4 separate regions of the Homo sapiens genome follow, and regions 1, 3 and 4 are each linked to region 2. Evidence: chromatin contacts called from ENCODE Hi-C or POLR2A ChIA-PET data. All regions are on one chromosome and are shown on one strand. Each heading gives the region's core, a stretch centred on a gene start or an enhancer-like site at or near the end of the contact. The rest is flanking DNA. Distances are from core to core; before and after follow the strand shown. Region 1 overlaps LOC105372146 (a long non-coding RNA gene). Region 2 holds the start of LMAN1 (lectin, mannose binding 1). Region 3 holds the start of LINC03110 (long intergenic non-protein coding RNA 3110). Region 4 has its middle 23 kb from the start of PMAIP1.

Evidence for each region. A loop is a pair of places that touch in the nucleus more often than their neighbours do. ChIA-PET counts read pairs that join two places held with the same protein, here RNA polymerase II (POLR2A). Pooled maps may share reads with other maps.
Region 1: a pooled map shows a loop between it and region 2 (3-fold over the local background). The contact joins the enhancer-like site here to the promoter of LMAN1 in region 2. A Hi-C loop is called at or near these places in 1 of 37 single-sample maps with no recorded cell type and 4 of 50 pooled maps. POLR2A ChIA-PET finds 5 or more read pairs at or near these places in 2 of 52 experiments (activated CD4-positive, alpha-beta T cell and naive thymus-derived CD4-positive, alpha-beta T cell).
Region 3: a map of CD4-positive, alpha-beta T cell shows a loop between it and region 2 (6-fold over the local background). The contact joins the promoter of LINC03110 here to the promoter of LMAN1 in region 2. A Hi-C loop is called at or near these places in 1 of 168 maps with a recorded cell type or tissue (CD4-positive, alpha-beta T cell) and 6 of 50 pooled maps. POLR2A ChIA-PET finds 5 or more read pairs at or near these places in 3 of 52 experiments (HEK293, activated T-cell and naive thymus-derived CD8-positive, alpha-beta T cell).
Region 4: a pooled map shows a loop between it and region 2 (4-fold over the local background). The contact joins the enhancer-like site here to the promoter of LMAN1 in region 2. A Hi-C loop is called at or near these places in 1 of 37 single-sample maps with no recorded cell type and 3 of 50 pooled maps. POLR2A ChIA-PET finds 5 or more read pairs at or near these places in 2 of 52 experiments (HEK293 and activated CD4-positive, alpha-beta T cell).

What each region holds. Positions count from the first base shown.
Region 1 is chr18:58,766,483-58,770,355 of GRCh38, reverse strand. All of the region lies in intron 1 of LOC105372146 (a long non-coding RNA gene), which reads left to right. Among named protein-coding and RNA genes, the nearest start is that of LINC01926, 45 kb to the left of the region's middle. RefSeq lists an enhancer at 1,435-1,584 and a silencer at 1,665-1,814. Within about 2 kb of position 1,760, at least 6 of the 41 ENCODE cell types and tissues checked have a DNase peak (open chromatin) inside an H3K27ac peak, as active enhancers do.
Region 2 is chr18:59,357,128-59,361,207 of GRCh38, reverse strand. LMAN1 (lectin, mannose binding 1) reads left to right here and starts at 1,943. Exons shown (of 13, transcript NM_005570.4): 1 at 1,943-2,177. The coding sequence starts at 1,964. RefSeq lists a silencer at 1,659-1,958 and enhancers at 1,989-2,178, 2,369-2,418, 2,429-2,528.
Region 3 is chr18:58,655,937-58,659,999 of GRCh38, reverse strand. LINC03110 (long intergenic non-protein coding RNA 3110) reads right to left here and starts at 1,461. Exons shown (of 4, transcript NR_187442.1): 1 at 1,369-1,461; 2 at 1-137.
Region 4 is chr18:59,920,996-59,925,061 of GRCh38, reverse strand. No RefSeq gene overlaps it. Among named protein-coding and RNA genes, the nearest start is that of PMAIP1, 23 kb to the right of the region's middle. RefSeq lists an enhancer at 1,335-1,474. Within about 2 kb of position 1,746, at least 4 of the 41 ENCODE cell types and tissues checked have a DNase peak (open chromatin) inside an H3K27ac peak, as active enhancers do.

The sequences.
Region 1 (3,873 bases), core at 511-3,010, 590 kb after region 2:
ACTTTGGGAGGTCGAGGCAGGAGGATTGCTTGAAGCCAGGATTTTGAGACCAGCCTGGGCAACATGGCAAAACCCTGTCTCTACAAAAAATGTTAAAATTAGCTAGAGCATGGTGGCATGCACCTGTAGTCCCAGCTACTCTGGAGGCTGAGGTGGGAGGATGGCTTGACCCTGGGAGTTTGAGGCTGCAGTGAGCCATGATTGCACCACTGTGCTCCAGCCTGGGTGACAGTGTGAGACCCCATCTCAAACCAAAACCAAGAAAAAAATTAGCAGACTCACCCTTCCACAAGCTTCTGAGCCTCCCAGAGTGGGAACTGGCTCAGTCTATACAGCTCCCAGCACAGCATCAGGCAAGGGTGCCATCATAAGCCATGTTATTGGAGCCAGTCTGCCTGGGTCCAAATCCAGGCCCCACCATTTACTTCCCCTGTGACCTTGAGCAAGCCAGCTAGCCCTCAGGGCTTTGATTTTCTCCTCTGTAAAACAGGGATAATAGCAGCATTTCCACTGCAAAGACCTGAATGAGTAAAATGGTTAGCACTGTGCCAGGCTCATAGCGCTCTGTAAGTATTAGCTGTTATAATTATTAGGGGTTCAAGTTCTGTCTTGCTCAGCTTTCCAGCTCATTGAAGGCTAAAGACCCAGTGCATTAATTGCTCAAAAATTTGTCGTAATTGCTTGGAACTTTTCATTTACATCCTGCAAAGATTATTTCTGCCATAACATTGCAAAGTTTTCAAATAGCCTTGTTCCCGTTTCTGAATATGGGCAGGGATCCCTTTGGGGTGCTCACTGACCACTCCCAGATGAGCCATGGGTTCTGTCTGGGCTGTGTATGGGGAGGGCGTGGAGGGTGGCATGACGGATGTACAGAGTGGAAGCCCTCAGGACAGAGGTGCCCTGGAAAGTTCGTAAGGCACAGCGGCTGCAAAACCTCTCACGCCCACCTTAGAATTCCCAATGTACTTTCCTCAGTCTCCAGGTCTGTCTTTTCCTTATAGTGTTTCTCAGTGTCTCATTCTGTACGTGAGAAATCCCAGTAAAAATCGAGAGTGGGAACAATGCAAAATAGAACTGTATACTTAAAAATGGTTAACATGGCAAATGTTATGTTTTACAAGAATTAAAAATAATAGTTAAAAAAGCCGCAATTATAAAAACAAAAAACTAGAGTAGGAGGGACCTAGGGACCTCTATTCATGATTTGACATCCAGTTTGGAGAGGCCAGAGTCAGGGAAGCTCCCTGCCAGGATTTCAGTCCTTTTTGTTTTTCCCTGCTGGGTGGGTAGTTTTCAAAACTCCGCTAGAATCTAAACGCTTTTGCTTCCGTGCCCTGCCCCCTGCCCCAGGGGCCCCAGATGGGTATCTGGTTGACTGTTCTCAAGGCAGGGGCCTCCCTCCCAGGAGATTCGGTGGAGCTTTTTGATATTTCTCTGCCCTTTGGCAGCATCACAGGCATGGGCATGGGAGAGGAGGGAGCCGGCCACTTGTCCTGGCCTGTTGATGCATGCCCGAGTCTGGCTGTCATCCCAGCCGCGCTGGCTGCTGTCCCTCGGTCTTCCTGAGGGCCCCCAGGCCTTCTAGGTATTGTATTGAGCCACGAGCTGGACGGGGAGGACCTGGATGTGCGTGGGAGCTCGCGGGTGGGTGAGAGCGCACCACTGCTCCGTGCGCTGCGCAGCTGCAGGGCCCCGGGCAGGTGCAGACGGCGCTCAGACCGGGACGAACGCAAGCCTGTGCTGCCCTCTGCTGGGTACCCAGCTCCCGGCCGGCCCCGAGCTCAGAAGGCGAAGGGAGACCCAAGGCCAGGCTGGGGCCCACGAAGCCGGGCTCCTCTAAGGGGTGCACCCAGCTCCCAAGGCCCCCGGGCGGACTTCGAGCAGTCCCCGCGCGGGGGCCCCAGGGTTTCTCGCTGGGCCCATCATGCCCTCTGGGCTAGGTGGCCAGGACTGTGCTCTCTTGCCTAGGGACCGGGTGAGCTCGAACTGTCCCCATGGGGCGGCTGCGGCTCCTGCAGGCTGTGCCGTCCTGGGCTCCTTTTCCGACATTGCCACCTGCCCCATTTCCTTTCCAAAGCAGAGGTGTAGGCGCCTGCCCACTATCAGTCCCTCTTTGTTGCAAGAGGCTCTGAAGGGCCCTCCCGCCTCCAGACCATTCATTCCCGTCTGACTCTGCAGCCAGACAGATCTTTCCAGAACATTAATCTGATTCTGTCATGCCCTGGCCTGACCTCCTTCAAAGTCTGCCAATTGCCAAGAGGGTCATTACAAAACTCAGCATGAAATACAAAGGACTTCAGATCTGGTTCCTGCTTCTCTTCCACCTTTTAACCCCCAGCATTATGGTCTCTTATGTCTGTCATCTTCCTGTCGAGACCAGAGGCCTTGCGCTCTGGAGCCACACAGCCGGAGTCCTTTCCCAGCTCTACTATTTGCTAGCTGTCTGACCTTGGCCGAGTTTCCTCTCTCTCTCTCTCTCTCTTTTTTTTTTTTTTTAAGATGGAGTCTTGCTCTGTCGCCCAGGCTGGAGTACAGTGGTGCGATCTCTGCTGGTTGTAACCTCCGCCTCCCAGGTTCAAGCAGTTCTCCTGCCTCAGCCTCCCAAGTAGCTGGGATTACAGCTGCACACTACCACGCCTGGCTAATTTTTTTGTATTTTTAGTAGAGATGGGGTTTCACCATGTTGGCCAGACTGGTCTTGAACTCTTGACCTCAGATGATCTGCCTGTCTTGGCCTCTCACAGTGCTGGGATTACAGGCGTGAGCCACCTCGCCAAGCCCCAGAGTTTCCTCTCTTGCCTCAATTTTTCATCTATAAACTGGGGATGATAACAGTAATATGCTTCATAGGGTTGTTGTTAATATTATTTGTATATAGAATATATAAATATATGCAAAGCACTTAGAATAGTATCTGGCACATAGTAGGCACTTTATAAGTGTTAGTCAAGATTATTCACTGAAAATGTGGGGTATCTCAGTATGTTGCCCAGGCTGGAGTGCAGTGGCTGTTCACAGGAGTGGTCATGGCTCACTGCAGCCTCGAACTCCTGGCCTCAAGGGATCCTCCTGCCTCAGCCTCCCTAGTAGCTGGGACTACAGGCACGTGCCACTGTACTCACTGCAACGTCTTCCCTTTGACTTCAACTTCTCCTGTTCATCTGATGACTTGAATAGCCATTTGAGCAACCTATCCAGCAACCTCAGATCAGTTCCTCGATCTGAATCCCAGTGACCTTCACTTCCAATTTACTCAATCCACCCCCACTCATGACCACCCCAGAACTGGCCAGCACTTACACTAGCAGAAGTGTTTTCGAAATCTTACACTTCAGTATTCCACCTTCTGACAACGCCCACCTATCCTTCCAGGTATCGTAATGTAAATGATTTTTTATTTGCTCATTTTCTTTCCAGGTTATCCAGTTTTTTTGCCTCTCCTTTTACTATCAGATCTTTCTAGCTTTTAAAAATTTTCCTGAGTGTATACATTACTGATCCCTTGAACTTTTTTCAAGTTCTTGAACTCTCTTGCACATCCATTCCCTCATTTATTCACTCAGTAAACATCCACTGAGCGTCAGGGACTGTGTCAGGGACGAGGACACATGATGTCTGCCCACAGAGCTTAGAGTGAAAGAAGGCAAAAAACACGTTCACAATTATACAACTTTGCATGAGAAAAATGCTGGGAATGAAAGCAACAGGCTGCCAGGTTGGAGAATAAAGTGGAGAACTGCAAGAGGAGAGTCTTCAGGGATGGCTTCAGAAAAGGTTCTTTGAATGTCACCAAATTGAGGCCATATGGAAACATTGACGAGGATGGTTTTTTGTTTTTAGGAGAAAAGTGTTGGGATTGAAACACTTTCA
Region 2 (4,080 bases), core at 694-3,193:
ATGTTGGTGTGCTGCACCCATTAACTCTAGAAATGTGTGTTTTTTAAAAAAAAAATCTGGATGCTGGTTGCATGGGAGGTATTCATTTTGGGAAAAATTCATTGAGTTACATTCTTAAGGCTGGCATAATTTTCTCTATATAATATGCTTCAATAAAACAGTTTTTTTTTTAAGAAACAGCTTCACAGAACATAAAGATTTACATTTATGGTTCAGCAAAATTACAAATATTTACTTGTATTATGCTTGAAATTCAGGTCCCTCATGAGTTCAAATCATGCGTAATGAATTGAAAATACTTAATATACATAATGTTTAACATAAAACGGTTCTTAAGATTGAAGGCTTCAATGATAGAATGGCTGGAATTGAAACCTACCTCTGCCACTTACTGTGTGACATTGGGCAAATTATTTAATCTATGCTTCTGTTTCCTCATCTGTAAATGGAAATATTAATGGCATCTACCTTAGAGGGCTGCTGTCAGCATTCAATAAGTTAACATATGTTGAAGGCTTAGTGCAGTTACACACAGAAAGCACTCAGTAAGTGTTTGCCATTTTTATAACATTAATGTTTGTTTAACAAATATTTATGGAATCTTCACTCTGTGCAAGGCATAGAGCTGGTTGCCAGAGCAATGAGAGAACCAAAGAAAATAAAATGATTAAATCCTATGGGTTGAAAACCATGGAGAGTCCAGGGCAATGACGCACATACACCATACAGTGGATAAATGTTTGTTACTGCTGCTGCTGAGATAGCAGTAAGTATGGTACTTTCATTTAAATTACATCTCGAGACTAGCAGGCGGAAAGCCTTAAATCCATATTCAACTTGAAGGTTTTATTTGAGCACTAGAAAGAGATTTAACAGTAATGGCCCATGAATCCGAAGATGGGATTCAACTTCCAAAACTGGGAAGTTAATGAAAAATAAGTTTAAGTAATGCGGGTATTGAGTCCCTAGGGCTAGTGTGGCGTTCATGTAGCCCACACGAACAGAGCTAATAAAAAGCCATGTGTAAAAACAATATAAATCATACTGCTGTTTCTTGGACTTGAAAAACTCATCATGACACATTTTTGAAAAAACAAAACTTTGGATTACCATGAATATTTTGACGATATTTTTTCCTAAGCAAGGGAAAGAGGAGTCCCCTTTAAAATATAGAACGTATTCATTGAGTGGAAGACCGATCCTATATCAAATGTCCAGGTTCTACAGACGCCTGGGTCCATAGCACATTATCCCTCTCACCAAAACCAAACCAAACCAAAGTCAGTTTCATTTGAATGCACTCTTGCCATGGTTTCAAAATTTGGAAAGCTCTTGGAATTAAATTTTGAGATGTAAAGGCTGGCTGACAAATTCACAGAAACCCTCTTTCCGACACCAACTTATAAATCCTAAGGCATCCTACAACCCCGTGGGTGCTGGTTTCTAGTTTGCAACGCTCTAACATAGCTTGGTAGAGCTCAGTGGGCTGGGACCATAAGCATTCGGGATTGTGCCACTGAAAAACTGATGTCACATCAAAAGGAACACCTTTCTTCTAATATACTAAAAAGGTTTTGTACAGGCTGGGTCCAGAGGTCTTAGGGCTAGCCAATTCCTGCTCCCAGGTATTCTAAGAAGCCGGAGAAAGCTCCCTGCAGGTAAGGACCCATCGGCGCTTCCCGCACTCTGCCGCGCGGGAAGCGAAGGTTGGAGTCCTTTCCCCACCCCCGGAGGGTGGGCGGGGCCGAAGGACCGCACCGCCCCAGACCCGCCCCCTGCGCGTGGCCCCGCCCACAGCTGCTCCTGGCCGTGCGGCCGCGCGGAAAGCGGAGGCCGGGGGCGGGGCTCACCCCTTGCCCTTGGGGGTCCCCCGGGCTCTGCCAATCAGCGAGCGCCCTGTTGGCCATCCGCAGCCATCCGCGCCCCTCCCTCTCCCGCCCTCCTCCGCGTTCCAGAATCCAAGATGGCGGGATCCAGGCAAAGGGGTCTCCGGGCCAGAGTTCGGCCGCTGTTCTGCGCCTTGCTGCTGTCACTCGGTCGCTTCGTCCGGGGCGACGGCGTGGGAGGAGACCCCGCGGTCGCGTTGCCACATCGCCGTTTCGAGTACAAATACAGCTTCAAGGGGCCGCACCTGGTGCAGAGCGACGGGACCGTGCCCTTCTGGGCCCACGCGGGGAGTAAGCCGGAGCAGAGGGCTGGGGGCCGGGTTCCTCTCCCCCTTCTGCTGCCTCTTCGCCTTTCATCCGCGGCTACCCTGGTGTGCTGAGGTTCCCGTTCCAGCAGCTGCACACCATATGCGCTGTGGAGGGGACCCTCCTGGCAGCCCCTCCGCCGGGTCCCTCCTGGTTCGCACGGTTCCCTCCGCTTGTCCCCGAGTCTTTCCCTCACCCATTCTGTTCTCTCTCACCCGCCTGCTGTCTTCCCTTCTTTGATCTCGTCGGTACTTTCCGTTGGATCTAGAGGTGTTTGGTTACCTCCTACACTTCCTAGCACTCAAACTTGCTTCTAGGTATCATGTTTCACAACGCCACGTCTCTAGGAGAAATGTGCCCTACCCCCAGCCATCCCAACCTGAGACATGTTCTAGAAGCCCCCTTACTTCCTTTCCCGCTTCCACCCCCCACCCCCGATCCCCGATTTCTTTGCTCCGGTGTTAGCAATGGTTAATGCTTCGCTTGAACCCCATGCCCACTGACGGCTCCTGAGATGGCATATAGTAGTATTAGAGTAATTTTTTAAGTCTTTGTATGTCAGAAGACATTCTTATACTGTTGGAACTACACATTTTCCTCTCAGTGACTTGGTGTGGTCTTTGATCTTTTCTCTCGTAGTAACACATTATGTAACTTTTTAGGAGAAGGGATATATTTTTAGGGATTGATTGTTTCTGAACCTGAGACTAAGAATAGCATTACATTTTTAGCCCTTTAAAAAAATTGGAAGCATTGAAATAATCTTGGGTTCATATTTTATTCACTCTCTGTGTTTGGCACTTTTGTAGATAAGAGAGCCTTGCTAGAGCATTTACTTACGTGAAAGAAAACATATCTGCACTTTTTAGTGCTGATGTGTCACTGCTGACTAAGGAGTCAATCGTAGCACTTGGCATGACATAAGCTCTGTTCAGTGACCATCAGATATACCCGTTGAACAAGTGGCAAATGCCTTTATATGAGATGAGGAGCTCTGGCAGTTTGAATTCTATCTTTGTGTGTGATTAATCTTTTTTTTTTTTTTTTTTTTTACTATAAGGTTTAGGGTACATGTGCACAACGTGCAGGTTGGTTAGTATGTATACATTTGCCATGTTGGTGTGCTGCACCCATTAACTAGTCATTTAACATTAGGTATATCTCCTAATGCTATCCCTCCCACCTCCCCCATAAGTAATCTTTTATATAAGGTTTTTATACATCACTTTAGATTATCCAGTTCTTGAAACAAAATGTTTCATTTCTAGAAAGTAATTACTGAATAGGAAGCACCCTTTTAGGAAGCGCTATTTCTCTCAAATTAATGTGTAATTGAAAGGTATAGATTTTAATTTGACTTAATGACCAAGTCATTAAGTAGTTGAAGTAGAGTGCAGTTATTTCGTTACTCAGCAGTCATTTATTATGTGCCCATGCAGCAAGGGTATATTACTGGGCATTTGTTATCAAGGTATCTCTATTCTTGATACACAAAGGTGATGCAAATGATATCAAACACAAGTTTTTGGAGTTTTTGTTTCTATTTGTGGGATGATGAATTATTCAGTAGTGATGGATTTGTTCACACATTTTCACTTCTACACCTCTCCACTGCCTGCCTGTTCTTCTATCCCTTTTCTCTTTTTCTCACACTCACATACACTACATTAGCCAATTAGGAATGTTAATCAACTAGTCAAATCAGCTACCTTGACTTCCTTTACAGAGCCGGAACCAACTAATCTATTCTGCTGCAGAAATGTCAAGATAATGTACCAGTAAATTAAAGCCGTGTGGCTAGAATGAATTTGAAACAAAGTATTAGTATTTTAGCCATGATTTATCTGGCTACTGGCTCTGGGAATCTCTGCTATAGACATCCCTTGCT
Region 3 (4,063 bases), core at 212-2,711, 700 kb after region 2:
TGTTCTCAGTCCTCTGGGATTTCTGATAGAGGGAGTTTAGCAGACTCTTCACAAACTGTTAGGTGCCAAGAATTGATTCAAAGCTCCTGATCACTGGGCTGTTCATTCAGAGTGTGGGAGTTCCTTGGTGTGGTACACTGTAGACACATTTAAACAGAGGGCAGCGTGGACTGGATGTTCTCTGAGGTCCCTTTACTTCCGAGGTTCTAAGTAGTAAGGGACTTTGGATAAGGGAGAAACTTAAAAAAGTTACAGTGGCTGAAGAAAGCCTAAGAGAAAAGTAGGGGCCTAAATTGTACCTGAAGGCTGGGCAGAGTTGGAAGGACATATTAGTTCCTCCAGACAGGAGAACATATGATCAAAGACTACCTGTGGACAATTATCACAGATCAAAGACTAGCTGGGGACAATGATCACAGTGACTGCAGGATGGTGGAATACTTATGAAGCAAATAATATGTAAATAAGATTTATTTGTGTCAGGGAGGGGGCAGCATTTAAATAACCGGCAGTTGAAAATTGTACCATATTAGTTATATGTCTAAAATTAGATGTTCAGAATAAACAGCTATTTCAGAAGAATGGACACAGTATTAAATTAAAATACAAGTAAGATTTATTTGTTGGAGGAAGTGGGAGAGGAAGGTACATGTTCAGTTGACTCAACAGTTTAAATCATACCTAAGACATTTACATATCAGCTATATGCTAATCCTTATATGATAATTAGTAATTAAATTCATTTTGCAAAAACATCAGTGAAAGCTTTGCTGTGAAACAGTTTTGTAGGAGGCTAGTTGAAATTATTGTTAAATGCCTATTTGAAAGGGCAATTAGTTAGACTATTCTGTAGTTCAAGCTTTTCACTAAGTGACTTAGTGAGTTATACTTAATGAAGTTCTGTTATATATAGATCAGAGGTCCGAAGCTCTTGGAAATTCTTATATTTTAATAAAGTAAGCAGTCAAGAACTGTTTAATGATAATAAGAGTAGCTTGACACAGATACATATTTAGTCACCTGTTTAACAATCACAGAATATCAACCCTAAAGAGCACCTTAGCTGACCTAGGCCAAGACCTTCAGCATCAGACAGTCTTGTAGCCTGGAGAGATTTTTCTCTGTCTCTTCCTAAACCTCTACTATAGTGGTTCTTAAAGTGTGGTCCTGCCTCAGCAACATCAGGGACCTTTTGAAAAATGTAAATTCTGGCTGGGTGTGGTGGCTCACACCTGTAATCCCAGCACTTTGGGAGGCTGAGGTGGGCTGATCACTTGAGGTCAGGAGTTTGAGACCAGCCTGGCCAACATGACGAAACCCTGTCTCTACCAAAAATATAAAAAATTAGCCGGGTATGGCAGCACGCACCTGTAATCCCAGCTACTTGGGAGGCTGAGCCAGGAGAATTGCTTGAACCCGGCAGGCAGAGGTTGCAGTGAGTCGAGATCTTGCCACTGTACTCCAGCCTGGGTGACAGAGCGAGACTCCATCTCAAAAAAAAAAAAAAAAAAAAAGAGTTAAAAACATGCAAATTCTTAGGCCCCACCTCTGATCCCCTGATCGACTGAATCGAAACTCTGGGGTGGACCCAACAATATGTAGCTTAGTAAGCCCTCCAGGTGATCCTGATCCACACTGGGGTTTGAGAACTGTTTCCCCACACTACAGCTTCAAAATATCTTGAGGAAATAACTTCTCTTAGATCACTCTTAGCCACACAGAGAAATACTTCCTGTTTTATGTCTAAATTTATCTTCCTAAAGCTTTGAAGGGTGGAGCACACTATCTTCAGAAGTGTAGATACTTTTTTCACATTCCTTTATGGGCAACATGCTAGGGTGCATCTCAGCAGAAGGGTGGCCAAGCCTGGGAGGGGATGAAGACAGAGCTGGCACTAAGCAGGGACATGGGGAAACAAGGGCTGATCTTAGCCATTATTTGATTATTTGATAATCCAAGATTCACTCCAAAGAGGAGCACAGCATAGTCTGGTTCAGCACCTGGGTTTTTAAGACTAATAACACTGAGTCAGAGATTCACAAGGTTGTGGGGGGAATCTTTGGACCTAGGTAGTAGAGATAAAATGACGGGAATCATCTATACTGGCCAACATTGTTCTAGAAATTGTCTGAATAAAGCATAACAGAATAGAGAAGGGTCCAACCCTCTGGGGATATAGCATTGACAAGGAAAAAATGACCTCAGATGACTGGCTGCAATTTAGGGCAGGATTCTACTGCTCCCCTCCCCCTCATTTCTGCCAACCCAGCATTAGCTAAGAAATCCAGGGATCCAGGATGTACAAGTAATGAGGGCGGAAGGAGCACATAGGTGGTCCAACTGTGCTGCTGAGGTCTTCCCAGCACTGTTTGGGATCTGTTCCAGAGAAGGGAAGGACTGTGCAGATAGCTGGTGGCTACTGCTTTGTCTGCCTAGAGTGGAGTAGCACTCTGTTCTCAGGAATACTGCTTTCCACAGTGTGGTTTAATGGGATCCCCCAGTTTCTGACTGATCTGCTTCCCTAACTCAGTGATTGGCTACAGATAGGCATGTTCCCCAAATTCAGTCCTGAGACTTCTGACCTTCAACCAGATGGAAGATCTTGGGTTTGCTCAGGTGGCAAACCTGTGAGGTATGAGTCTGAGCTGTTCGGTGGCCATGTCCCACAGGCTGTGCAGAAGAAGCCAGTCTGTGGTGGGAGAGAGTGGCTGGTGCACTGAGAGAAGCAGAAACAAGAGACAGAGAAAGGGCGGGTGGTGTTCCAGTCCCAGGTGTGGTCAGTCCTGAGGTCCAGCTCATACCCACCTTTCCTGCAGTTCAGTTGGGTGAGCCTACAAATCTCCCTTTTCTGCCTAAGCCAAATTGTTCCTGTGGATACAGTGTCTAACTTCTTGTCATCTTTCTGAAGATGCTTTAACTGGCAAAGCATCCATCAGGGTTTTATTTTGGTTTTAGAGGTAATAATGATTATTTTATTTTATTTTCCCAGTGGATAAACAATCATCCTATGCTATTTTTTTATTGTGATGAAATATACAATACATAAGATTTTCCATTTTAACATTTTTTAGCGTGCAATTTAGTGGCATTAAGTACATTCACATTGTTGTGACATCACCATTCATCTCCAGAACTTTTTCATCTTCCCCAACTGAAACTCTATACCCATTAAACAATACCTCCCCATCTCAGGCAACCACCAGAGGATTTCTAGTCAAAAGTAGAATGGTGGTTTTATTTGCATTCTAATACTTCCCTGAGAACAGTTCTTGAGGCCTTTGAGACATTGGGCAGATTAACTTCAGGAGAGAGATGAGACTCCTAGGTTCCTTCCCATGGCTACACTTTTCCAATTGAAATTCACCAACTACTTTTCTATCTCGCCTCAGTAGTGTGAGCAACCTTAAGTTAAACAGGCAGGACTTGGAGGGTCTAATTATAATGCAATTTTACTTTTAACTCCCACTATTGCTTTAAATGTATTCTGTGGAATTAGTCTTTGTCCCACCCTCGATTAAATTTGGGACAATATGACTATTCCATTTATTCATGTGCAATAAAAAGGTCTTGCAATTAGTAATTAAAATGTCCAATCTTGGGTAATCATCACATAATCAAATCTAGGAGGCTCCTCCTTTCCCGAGCTCAGATGAGAAGCCTGCAGTGAGGAAGGAAGGAGGTAGGCTGTTTCCATGTGATTCCATCTAATGCTTTTACCTTTTTTTTTTCTTTCTGAGACGGAGTTTCACTCTTTTTGCCCAGGCTGGAGTGCAATGGTGCCATCTTGGCTCACTGCAACCTCCACCTCCCAGGTTCAAGTGATTCTCCTGCCTCAGCCTCCCAAGTAGCTGGGATTACAGGTGCCTGCCACCACGCCCGGCTAATTTTTTGTATTTTTAGTAGAGACGGGGTTTCACCATGTTGGCCAGGATGGTCTCGATCTCTTGACCTCGTGATCCGCCCACCTTGGCCTCCCAAAGTGCTGGGATTACAGGCATGAGCCACCACGCCCGGCCTGCTTTTACCTTTTCTTCTGCAGTTTGCCAAGTGTGGTTTCTGACCC
Region 4 (4,066 bases), core at 497-2,996, 560 kb before region 2:
TCCAAATTTCCTCTTCTTCTTCTAAGAACATCAGTCACATTAGATTAGGGCCCATCCTAACAGCTTCATTTTAATTTAATCACATCTTTAAAGGCCCTGTTTCCAGATAGAGTCACATTCTGAGGAACTGCGGGCTAGAGTTTCAACATATGAATCTGGGGAAGATACAATTCAGTGCATAACAGTGACCTGGAAGCCAAAATATGGAGCCACAAGATGGAAGGATCCTGGATCCCCAGATGGCCCCTTGGAAGAGAGAAGACTAGAAGACCTCTCAACTAGGAACAACAGCATTAGACTTTTTGTGAGCAACCCATGAACTTTTAATTTTGTTAAACAACTTCTATTTTGGGATTATTTATAACAGAATCCTACACTGACGAAATGAAAGAAAGCTCAACCATCCCCTGTTGAGTGTATCTAATTAAATCAGGTTTTAATATACTGACTTCTGGTGAGGAGAAAGAGTACAAATGAAGAGAGATAATTCTAGACTTGCAGCCTCTGAAATTGATTTGGTGGAATTGACCATGGGCAATAGATTCTGCAATGAACTAGTACATTAATTAATGCTAAGTGGTATGATTAATTTGAATTATGTTTTCTTTAAGTGCAATGAATAATTTGGGTTCTTATCTGTACCTGAAAAAAAATTCAGAATTAACACATCTGAATTAGTTAATTTGCAGTTGTTTGGTAAATCGGTCTAGCCCCATATTCTTGGGTAAGCATATTTCTGGAGAGAAAAAGAAAGAAAAAGAAAAAGCTCCAAATTCTGAGAGCTTTATGATCTCTATGAGGTCAGTTGAAGAGTGACTACCAGAAGCAGAGGCCTGCCAGCACCCACAATTCTTCTGTTCAGAGACAGTAAATTAGGATTTTAAGGGAAGAAAAAAGGAATTGGAAAGGCAGCTTCTTGGCAACTTAAATTTCCTAGGCTGCTGAAAGGGGAATCCTCCACAGTGAGCAGTGAGATGCTGAAAAAAGATGGGGTGCAAGCAAGTGTTGCTCACAAGTAGCCCACGGAGGAGAAGGACCCTAAATTATGTGGAAGGTGAAGAATGCTTCTAAACAGAGCGTGGGGTCTGTAGAGGATCCATGGAGGCTCATCACAGCTTCCTGGTGGTGAAGACAAACAGCGCCTGCTTCAATTGGTCCCCTTGTCCCCAGCCTCACTAAACTGTTCCCCTCTTCCAGTCTTTTCTGTCTTGGACAAGTAGATTTATCTTATCTTCAGCGATGGAAAAACTGACTCGCCTTGGCCACCTATTCTTCTCAATCTTTTGCATCTTCCACCTGGCTGTTAGCTTTTAAAACTAAAAGACAAGAGTTTGATTCTTATTTCTCGGGTTCTGCTATGACAACTGTCCCTTGAGGCAACAGAGCTTGGTTTCTGTCTGCCCAGCAGCAGGAGGTTCATGGAGTAACAGAGAATATCACACACACCAAAACCTCTCTTAATATATCAAAGCATATTCCTGCCAAACATCAAAATAAAGAGCTGGAAAATTTTCACCCCTTTTATGTTTGTTTTTGGGGAAAAAACAACCAAAGAAACTGCACATTATCTAAGGAAACATTTACAGACAAATGCAATCTGTTCTCTCATGGGAATCCCTGGCACAAAATCCAATGACTGATGTGGTCACACTGTACTCTACAGAGAGGCTGCGGCTATCGGGTGAAACAGAACTCCTCACAGAGACCAAACAAGGTTTGTGGGTTACCAGACACTGGTGTTCTCTTACAGACAAAGTGTGGTCTTGTCAGGTGACATTCCAAAGGCACATGTCATCTTGGGTGTTCAGGTTGAAGCTACCATTGTGGAAAAATCTCCTGTTTAGATGACAAAACAATATCAAGCACAGCTTAGAAATTCTACATTTGCCAGCCTGGCCAACATGGTGACACCCGTCTCTACTAAAAATACAAAACTTAGCCAGGCATGGTGGCATGTGCCTGTAATCCTAGCTACTCAGGAGGCTGAGGCACGAGAATTGCTTGAACCTGGGAGGCGGAGGTAGCAGTGAGCCAAGATCGCACCACTGTACTCCAGCCAGGATGACAGAGAGAGACTCCATCTCAAAAAAAAAAAAAAAAAAAAAAAAGAGACCGGGCATGATGGCTCACACCCGTAATCCCAGCATTTTGGGAGGCTGAGGCAGGTGGATCACCTGAGGTTGGGAGCTCGAGACCAGCCTGACCAACATGGAGAAACCCTGTCTCTACTAAAAATGCAAAATTAGCCGGGTGTGGTGGTGCATGCCTGTAATCCCAGCTACTCAGCAGGCTGAGGCAGGAGAATCACTTGAACCCGGGAGGCGGAGGTTGCGGTGAGCCAAGATCGCACCATCGCACTCCAGCATGGGCAAGAAGAGTGAAACTCTGTCTCAAAAAGAAAAGAAAAGAAAAGAAATTCTACATTTGACATAGAATTAAACTATTAGCCAATTCAGAGTGGCTTATTTCCCTCTGTTTCATAGAAAGTTGACCTAAATAAAAGTCAAACTCATGGTTTATGTTTAAATAATTAAAAACTTGAAATGATGTACAAGTAGCAGTAACTGACCAAGCTTCAAGAACAAAATAGCCTAAAATGCTCTTAATTTAAGACATTTTGGGCCAGGCGTGGTGTCTCACTCCTGTAATCCCAACACTTTGGGAGGAGGCCGAGGTGGGTGGATCACTTGAGATCTGGAGTTCGAGACCAACCTGGCCAACGTGGGGAAAGCTCATCTCTACTAAAATTACAAAAATTAGCCAGGGATGGTGGCATGCACCTGTAATTCCAGCTACTTGGGAGCCTAAGGCAGTAGAACTGCTTGAACCTAAGAGGTGGAGGTTGCAGTGAGCCAAGATTGTGCCACTGCACTCCAGGCTGCGCGATAGAGACCCTGTCTCAAACAAACAAAAACAAAAAATATTGGATTTGAGATATCAGGAAGCCACCAAGTGACTATCAATATTTTGACCCCAACTCTGAGTATTGTTTGGGGTAGGTTATATCCTCAGATTTTTTTGCCCTTCTTTGCCAGTGGGAGGCTCTAAAAAAGTCCAGAGAATCTTCCTCCAATTCAGAAATAGCCAAAGATCAGCACAAACAAACACAAAGCAGCATGAAGAACTGTTTTCTACTGCTGGAATACCAGAAAATCTGAGCAGGAGACAAGAAGTGTTGCCAGGACATGGCTTTACTGGTTGGGTTGGTTGGGTAAGCAGGTGGTTTGGTTTGGTTCTTTCCCCTGCATTCAACTTATAAATTAGGTGGCAAATGACAAGAAAATTGGCCAAGATGATGAATCATTCATGAGAGCTAAGGAATTACCCCCACCCAACCTAACATTTTCCAGACATGGAAATTGACATCTGGAGAAGGAGTGACTTTCCACCATCTCTCAGCAAGTAAGTTGCAGCGCTTGGAACAAGAACCCTGTTCTATCTCTGAGTCCAAGACTGTTCCCACTTCAAAACTGATCATGGGCTTCATCATAAAAATATACCTACCAGCTCTGAACCTAGCCATCTTCCCTCACCCCCACCACAACCACAAACCACAGCTTCTGCTTGACAGACATACTATATCATCATGATGAAAACTCACGAGAACAACAGCATGGAAGTTCAAGGTTCAAACTGAGACAGAAACTGGATGTACAGCATGTAGTAGGTGGTGAATAAATATTTTATTAATAAATTAATGAGTGATCATGTGAATAAAGTTGTTGTATTGTCAGGGCATTAGACACATAAAGAGCAGCTTACGGTGTATAATGGGTTTCCTTTTAGGGTTTACTTTCCCAAAATATTTGGATAAGGGTTACCTGATAATGCTAAACATTCATAACGGTAAGTATAGACTTCAAATTAGGCTGACTCCACTGTTCAAATGCTTTAAGTAAAACGTCAAAATTCAGAACATCTGGAATGAAATAAGGCTTGGTTAGTCTTTGTAATTAAACTACTCTTAAAATTATATTAAAAATCAGGCCAGGCGCCGTGGTTTACTCCTGTAATCCCAGCACTTTGGGAGGCCAAGGTGAGCAGATAACCTGAGTGCAGGAGTTAG